Regions from separate parts of the Mus musculus genome. Here region 1 is linked to region 2. A link is a loop called in an ENCODE intact Hi-C map of the cell type or tissue named here. Cell type or tissue: left cerebral cortex. All regions are shown on one strand. Links, peaks and the distances in the headings refer to the core of each region. The heading gives the core; the rest is flanking DNA.

The links. Hi-C counts contacts between places; a loop is a spot of excess contacts. Peaks named below come from ENCODE experiments on the same cell type or tissue, not always from the same donor. Only the 100,000 strongest peaks of a DNase experiment are listed, where the experiment ranks them.
Region 1: a loop joins it to region 2, with 3 times the contacts of the local background. A loop is called at or near these places in 9 of 42 quality-filtered maps.

What each region holds. Positions count from the first base shown.
Region 1 is chr3:127,185,369-127,189,762 of GRCm38, reverse strand. The region is part of intron 1 of Ank2 (ankyrin 2, brain); the gene reads left to right. Among named protein-coding and RNA genes, the nearest start is that of Gm16958, 26 kb to the right of the region's middle. In left cerebral cortex, for the core only: a CTCF peak has its summit at 3,332 (motif pointing left); DNase peaks (open chromatin) are centred at 754, 1,136 and 2,470; H3K27ac peaks cover 1,088 bases.
Region 2 is chr3:127,291,881-127,296,274 of GRCm38, reverse strand. All of the region lies in intron 1 of Ank2 (ankyrin 2, brain), which reads left to right. Among named protein-coding and RNA genes, the nearest start is that of Gm52631, 92 kb to the left of the region's middle. In left cerebral cortex, for the core only: no CTCF peak of the experiment used is centred there; DNase peaks (open chromatin) are centred at 609, 1,116, 1,915 and 2,542; H3K27ac peaks cover 2,241 bases.

The DNA.
Region 1 (4,394 bases), core at 107-4,106, 110 kb after region 2:
GGATGGCTTTGACTAATGGAGACACACTGCTACCTCAGAAAGCCTTTCCCCTACGAGATTCCTCAGTTAATAACTTTTCTTCCTACAGACTGCTCAAGCCTTGAATGTAGTTTTTATAAAGATCTAAAATCTCTGATAAGCAACCATTGTATAGCATATAGGACTACTCTTAACTTTCCTTCTTTCCAAAAATCCAATTCCCTTTGGCATCTCAAAATACTATTGCAGTATGCTACGATGAAACTCTTAAAGGACTGTAATGGACTGGGTATTCTCCTAAGATGTCTCCTTTTAAAGGGGTAGGCAAGATTTTAGGGCTTTATATGTTGTTGTTGGGTTTGGTTTTTTGTCCTCCTGCTTTGCCTGGAACTGCCTTGCCAAACCTAGGGCCTGGCACTTGATAGAGCAGCGCTCTACCACTGAGCTAACTCCCTTACCCCAATGAGCTTCTTAACGCTTACCCTGAGAAACCTGCAACTGACATAAAGGCAAAAAGCTGGCTTTTCACAGTTTGTTCTTTTTGCTGCGTCGTTTTGATGCATCCATATCTGCTCAGACTGCATCCCTTACCGTGAATCCTGGGACTGAAAATCCTGGGATGTTCAGATCAAACCACAAACACATTCCAGCTTTCTCTCAGTAGATTTTTAAATTAGAGTTTGTTACCAGTTCACTATCAGAAGACTTTCTACAAAAACTTTGAAATTCTAATTTCGCTACAAAAATACTGCAACATCAAGCCAGCCTTATGGCTTGAACATGACGATGTGAAACTGATTCAGATGGACTGTTTACAACCGGTCACCATCACCCACATCCCATACTTATGCAACCTGCTTGGCTGTGATCGGTGTTTGAGTTTGAGCCAATGATACAATAATGGTTAGCATGATCCAAGCATCCCTCTGATCCTTAATAATCAAAGGTAATTTAGAAAGTGCTATTAGGGAGGTTGAATTCGCATCAGTGATAAGAGTGGAGAGTCTTAGTAGATGAATGGAAATAAAAAGAATCGCATTTCAGAATCCTCTCTGCTTCCTCATTAAGCTCTGAATAACTGTAGATTGCTTGTCTCTGAATCTCATCATAAAAGCCTATCTTGGCAGTGGACACTTTAGCACAGATTGTGCCTGCTGCTTTAACAAATCCTGCCTATCAGTCATTTTCACCAAAACATTAAAATCCAGGCCAACCCAACCTGAGATTTTTGACCACCCTCACCACCCTTGTAAAGCTATTTTTAAAAAAGGGAGGCGGTGTTAATTGTAAGTCCAAATTACCTTAAACTCTGAATTTAAAAATTTAGACAAATTAAACCAAGCATGGTCAAATCTTTTGATCAAATGTTGGGTTTCCTAGGAGTTTGATGTATAATCTGCTTTTTTAAAAAATACGCTTTTATGTGTGTGTGTGAATGTTTTGATTGCCTGAATGTTGTGTGCGCTGTGTGAATGCCTGGAGCCTGCAGAGGCTAGAAGAGGGTGTTGGATGCCCTGGAACTGGACTTGCAGGTTGTTGTGAGCCACCATGTGACTTCTGGGAAGCGAACCTCAGACCTCTGCTAGAACAAGTGTTCTTAACCACACTGAGTCAGACTTCCAGGATCTTGATTTGTATTCTATGTTCTACAAGTTTATCATTATTAAACTTACTCCAAAATCTAGTTATTGTCATGTTCTAGTTATTGTCATATGAATTGATTTTTTAAAAATCTTTTAGTTTTTTTTTTTTTTATTTTCTAAAATTTCAAGACATGGTCTCCCTATGCAGGCCAGGTTGGCCTTAGATTCCTGGTCCCAATCCCTCAGGCTCCCAATTGTGACAGGCATGCCTGGCAAAAATCTGTGATTTTTTTTTTAATGAAATGAAAATTTTAAGACTTCTGTTTTTGATATCAGAGGAATGGAATGGATCAATACTGTAGAAAAATTACTCAAATTGCTTTTTAATCACAGTAACTGTCAGTGGTCAACTGTGTTGTGCCATCTCCATCTAGAGATAGAGGTCCCTAGATTAGACCACTGGAACACAGCGAGAGAGAGAGAGAGAGAGAGAGAGAGAGAGAGAGAGAGAGAGAGAGAGAGAGAGAGACCCTTTGGGTGACTTGCAAAGAACAGGCGTTTGTTTACCATGGCCATTTTTCCAAGTCTCTCTCCTTACCTCTCAAACATGTCACAGCTGCCACCAAATTTCAAAATGGTCTCTCTCTCTCTCTCTCTCTCTCTTATTTTAAAGCCATTTTAAGCAAACTTTGTGACAGTCTAAATGAGACTTAAGGATTTATTATCATAGATATTATAATGACAGGTAACAAAATTAGCCAGAGTGAAGCTAGATGGAAACTGAAGTTTCCTTATAAAATAAAGACATGTGTTGCTGTTGTCATGGCTTCTCTTATCCCAGGCTGTCTGAATGGTGTCAGTGTACTCGAGTTATTTTTAAGGTGTGGGCATGTGCAAAGATGAAAACCAGGGTGAGAATATTTCAGTTTATTTAGAATGACATCTGGCACTAAATATGAGTCTCACTATGCAAAACAGCAAACACATTATAACATTTCATCTATGTGGGGCTGTGAGGTGTGTGTGTGTGTGTGTGTGTGTGTGTGTGTGTGGTGTGCACATGAACAGTGATGTTAAGAAGTATCGTGGCTACTCTGGAGGTAACAATGACCTGAGTCTTCACTAATTCAACTGTCCTCAAACCAGTCTGATAGTCTGGGTTGTGTGTGTGTGTGTGTGTGTGTGTGTGTGTGTGTGAGAGAGAGAGAGAGAGAGAGAGAGAGAGAGAGAGAGATGTATCATGTTTCAGATCCCAGAGTTACAGAGACAGAATTTGTGTTTATACCTGTGGCTGATTCTATATCTGTTGAATCTGGACAAGTACCAGGCAAGAGAGACTGGATTACGCCTCAAATTAACTGTATAACCTCTAAGATTGACTACATTATGTATTTTACTTCCCTTCATCCATTGCCAGTAACTAAAGTTTAATTATGGGCAAATTAACTTGATATCATCATTTAGTTGCATATAAAAGAGAGATAATAGTGTCTACTTCATATTATTGCAAGAAAGTAAAAAACAATGTATATTAAGTACCGAAGACATGGATAATAACTGTGTTCAGTGGTTACTTTAATTATGGTTTCTCTGTGTATGGCGTTATCCTATAGATTGAATGACAAATGGGTTAAGACATCGCTCTTGGGTTGGATAGATGGCTCAGAGATTAAGAGCCCTGTCTGCTCTTCCAGAGGTCCTGAGTTCAATTCCAAGCAACCACATCATGGCTCATAACCTTCTATAATGAGATCTGGTGCCCTCTAGTGACCTACAGTCATACATGCAGGCAGAACATTGTATACATAATAAATAAATATTAAAAGAAAGAATTTGCTCTCAAATATACAGATACATACACTTGGTTTTTAAAACTCCAGAAGACAAGATTTCTAAGATGACTTAAAGAGTCCAACCGAACAGCTACTGGTGCTGGATTCAACCAGCCATATTCCTTCACAGTTCTTCTGCCCCTGTGTTGCTCATTTAACGACTTGAGATTTTTGTGGCTGCTATATGACACATACGATGCTTGGGCTTCCTTTAGTACCCTTATAGATTGCTAGATAAGTAACGGTCAGGTACTGTGCACACTATCCGAATGTGTGAGAGCAGGGAGGCAGGGTCAGGTCGCCTGAGGTTTCAGATCCCTAGACTGGAGACATTTAGAAGATCAGGAAAATAGTTCAGATTACTATCTTTCTGTTTTAGCCACAGAAACATACCCAAATAGCCCTAAACAGTTCTAACCCAGAACCCGTTTTCCTTCAGGAAGCAATTGCTTATTTGAAAACCTGGTCAGTGTGTAACAAAGCTGGCTGTGTATTAGAGCTCCAGACAAGGGTTGGATGTGGTGGGGCTCACCTGTAATCACAGCATGCAGGAGGCCGAGGCAGAAGCATTTTGAGTACAGGGCCTCCATGGGCAACTTGTGGACTTCAGTAGCATCCTGGCATAGATATTGAGACCCTATCTCGAGAAATAATAGTTTAAAAAATGTTCAAGAAGACTCCGCTATTGTTTTTTTCTGCTAAGCCACCTTTCTGTTTGGTACAGAGGCGCCCTTGGTGACTGATGGAGGACAAAGGACAGCTCCTTACAGGGTAGAGAGAGGAATTTCACTCTCTCAACTCTTCATTTAAAACTTCTCTGAAGAAACTGGGGATAGACCTCCCAGGGTCAGGCTCTTCCAGCAAGCAGGAAGCCCTGGTTTCCTTCCCTAGCACTACATGAAAGGGGTGACAGTAGGTGCCTGTCATCCCAGCACCAGGGAGGTAGGGGCAGGAGGATTAGAACTTCAGGAGGATTAGAACTTCAGGGTCATCCTCAGTC
Region 2 (4,394 bases), core at 150-4,149:
GAAGAAATGAATGTATTTATGTTGTTAGTAACAAGTGGCAGGGAGGAGGGAGGCAGAAACTCTCAGCTTGTCTCTGTCGAGCTCATGGCAGAATCACAACTTAAAAAACAAAAACAAGCCAGGAGTTACACTTACAGAGGCAGTTTCCGGGTGGCCACGTGACCAGGGGTGTTAGGATGAACTGAAGCAGTGTAGCTTCGGCTACCCACTCACAATACATCCCAGTCAATGAGAGGAGTAATGGGGAAAGCAGAGAAGGGGGGTTTATTCAGTGTGGTCACATTTGAGAAAACAGATAAGGATGCCCAGAGAGCCACCAGGTTCACCTGAGTGGTACTGACATGAGCTTTAGGCTTAAACAGTGGAAGGACTGAGGCAGGAGCCATGGGGTCTTCTGCATAGTTAATTGGTCCAGGTGTGAGTTATCTCAATTCTCCTTCTGGAAGATGGCCCAAAAGTTCCGCTAATCTGACTCTTTCAAGACGCTCACCTCTGAGTTCAGACGCAGCCCCAGACACTGTGGATAATTGCCTTCATCTGGGTGTGTGTGGGCAGGTTGTGTCATAAGGTATCTGCTCTATTGTGCTGGGAATCTAAGGTGGCTAGAGAGGAGAGGTTAAGGACAAGGACTTGTCTCTGTGCATTTAGCCTAAGAAAAGAAGACAGACAGAGTGAAGGCAGAAACAGCATTTCATTTGCTGGATTCCATGTGTTTTAGCAAAAGGAACCTTTTTTTCTGGGTACCTGTTTCAGTGGAGCTCTTGAGGGGTGGTTCATCTTCATCTCTCTTACAGGGAGGCATTTCAATTCCCGAGACTGTTAGACTCAGCTCTCTCTCTCTCTCTCTCTCTCTCTCTCTCTCTCTCTCTCTCTCTCTCTCTCTGCCTCTCATTCTCTCCTCCCTTTTTTCCTTTTTTGGACAAAGGGCATTTGAGTCTTATTATTTTTGCTGCAACTTAATGTTGTTCATCTAGAACAAAACTGACAATATCAATGTCATAAATTTTGGGTTCCTGGGGTGGCCTTCATTTGCATTGCTGCCAGCCAAGTCTGAGAGTCACTTCCTTTCAGAGTGACTGAGTTATCAGAATCTCTGAGACAGACAGCTGAGTCCAGCCCCCGCACCTCTCAGAAAGCACACCTACTCATCACGTTCGTCTTATCTCGAGCTTCAGCTCACTCTTTTATTTAAAAATAATAGGAAAGTGGCTCCAGAAACCAAGAGGAAGGTCAGGAGTATAAAGGGAAGGGTTAACATGTGACCATTGCCGTAAGACACTACAAGAGTGAGTGTGTGTTTGCGCGTGCATGTCTGTATACAAGAAACAGGATTGCTGTAAGACACTATAAGAAATTGTGTGTTGAGTGTGTCAGTGAAGTGTTTGCTGTGTAAACGGAGACCCTGAATTCAGATCCCAAATCAGCCCTGGGGGCGGGGCATAGAGAAAGGAACATCCTGGGACCCACTGGCCAGCCACATCTAGACAATAGATGAGCCCCAGGGTCAGTGAGAGACCCTGCCTTGAGGAGCTATTATGGAGAGAAACTATTGGAAAAATTTCTTTAACTCACCCAAAGCATTTCTCCATGTGATCATAACTTTAGTTTATTGTGATTAGAACAAAGATAAGGAGAAGAGAAATAGAGGTGATCTAATGTTAATTTCTTGTGCAAACGGGTGGGCACACGCACAATGCCACCAAGACAGACGCAGTTTGAATTTTGCCTGCCTCTAGTCCGTGACTGGGGCTGGTCGTGGGCAGTGTTTTCACAGCCGGATGTCACTAAGATGTCCTGAGATGTAAAAGCAAAGTGACGTGCTTCGTGCAGAGTTCAGTGAACGCAGCTAAGCCTCGGCCTCGGAGCTCCTGACTGGGTCAGTGTGTTTCCACGGCTTCCTCCCTTCCCTGTGATGCTGGCTTTGTTGGCCTCGTTGCCTTTGACAAAGGGTCCATCTGGATGCGGCCACAGCAAGTCGATTCCTGTTTTCTCCGAGGTTGCCCTTGCCCCCTGTAAGCCAGCTTCTCATGTAAACTTAATGAGTGTGTTCCTTGTGACGTCCCCAAGGACGCCGATTAAAACGTTCAATAGTGCAGAGCCAGGGCCTCTGCTGGCCATTGTCCCTTCAGTCCCAATAGTCATAGCTTGGGTGATGAGTTGTGTAATGGTGGTGGTTCTCCATTAAGGAACTGGATTGAAACTAGAATCTTATTTCTTTCGGGCCACTGCACTATTGTTAGGGGTCACCCACTGTCCCTTGGACTACAGAGAGAAGTGTAGTGAGAAGAAGCCCCCCGTAGCCTTAAGAACCCCCAAACAGCTCACACCACCAGCCAACATACTCTGACAGCCCATTAAGAGGCAGAATAACATGCACCCTGCCTTACCTCCAAAACATCACTTGAGTCTCTGGAACAAAAAGAAAAAAAGTATTTGCAGCTTCAGTCTGCCTCTGATTTGTGGTGTCTGAAAAACAATTCAAATCACGTATTGGAAAGAGGCCAGGAGCCCCATCTGCCGAGAGTTTGTCTTTCTAAATTGGGTGCAGTGGGTAGCGCGGAAGGAAAATGACACACCTCTCATGAATATTTTCATGAACCCTCTCGGTCTCTAGAGAATCCGCCCATGCACTGTTAAATTGTGTCATTTGTGGGAACACAATGGCAAGAGCTTAAATTGGAAAGCAATACAAATTTAGCAAGAAAAACGTTTTCCATTAAAAGGTGGCCTGCTGCTTTCCTGTGTCCAATTTAAAGACCTGGAGGAACGGGAGAAATAGCCTCATCAAATGCGAGTCTAAACTTGGACTTGCCCCTTGGTACTTCATCCAGTGTGCAGCACAATTGCAGAATGTGTGGAAGGGAGGGAAGCAAAGAAGGCAAGGAAGGGAGGACTCGGAGGGCTCTGGACAGTATCGCCCTCTCACCTCTGACCAGGATGCTCATCAACACAGCTGATTGGAGTTTTGCAGAGGTATCAGGAACTGCGCATGCGCATCGTCCTCCTGGGCCTTAGGAATGTCTGAGTTTCACTTTTGAGGTGAAGGTCGTGTGGTGCAGAATGATTAATAAATTGGTTTGTTTATCTAACTAATGTTCTATGGAAAACTCATTCTCTGTATAAATCATTTCTCTCATTTCTCTTACAGTCCAGTTAAGCTCCCTCCCATTCTAGCCTTGGGGGAAGTAGAAGCAGGGAAAGGGAAGTGAGAGGAGGTGTGGCCTGTGTGTGTTCTGAGGAACAGAAGCGTAGTTACTGAAAGACGAGAGATATACCATGACCGGAATTAATAGTTTGTCTTTGGATAGATTAACTGTAGTTTCACTGCCAAGTGTGGTGGGCCACATTGTAATCCCAGCACTTGGCACACCAAGGCAAGAGGAGTACTATGCGTTATAGGCCAGTCTGGGAATACGTAGTAAATTCTAGGCCCTGGGGGTACATAATATGTTCAGGGATACATGGTAGCCCTGGCTTTAAAACCAACCAACCAACCAACCAACCAACCAACAACCAACCAACCAATCAACCAATCAACCAATCAACCAGCCAACCAACCAACCAACCAATCAACCAACCAGCCAACCAACCAACCAACCAACCAACTAATTAAGCAAGCAAGCAGCATCAACCAATCAAAGAACTAATCAACCACCCACTTAACCAACCAATTAAGCAAGCAACCAACCAACCAACTAACCAGCCAGCAAAACAGCCAGCCAAATAATAATCTTCTGTTTGAAGATAATCAAGTAAGACATTTAGCTAGAGGGGTACTTGAATCCGAACCTAGTGTTCCCTGTTACTGCATCTTTCATGTACATGGCTTTTCTTCATTTCCAGCCAAGATGGTGTCCTCTTCCCAGCTAAGGAAAGTCTGTTTGTTTGAGGTTCCTGCCTGTACGGCATCATCTTTTTGTAAAGGCAGACAGAGCTGGCTAGGGCGGGTGTGCCATGAGTGTAGACTGCTGGTGTGTGTTCACTCAGCAGAATTCAGAGTCTCTGAGTTGATGATAGTTCTTTGTTTGTTTGTTTGTTTCTTTTTTTATTCACTTTACATCCCTCTCGATACCCCCTCCTAATTACCTCCTCCCCCAATCCCTCCTCCTCTTCTCCTCTGAGCGGGTGGAGCTCCCCTGGCTATCCCCTGACTCTGACACATCAAGTCTCTGTAAGACTAAGTGCCTCCTCTTCCACTGAGGCCACACAAGGCAGCCCAGCTAGAAGAACATATCCCACGGTCAGGCAAGAGCTTTTGGGATAGCCCCTGCTCCAGTTGTTCAGGGCCCATATGAAGACCAAAATGCACATCTGCTACATATGTACAGGGAGGCCGAGGTCCAGCCTGTGTTTGTTCTTTGGTTGGTGGTTCAGACTCTGAGAGTCCCAAGGGT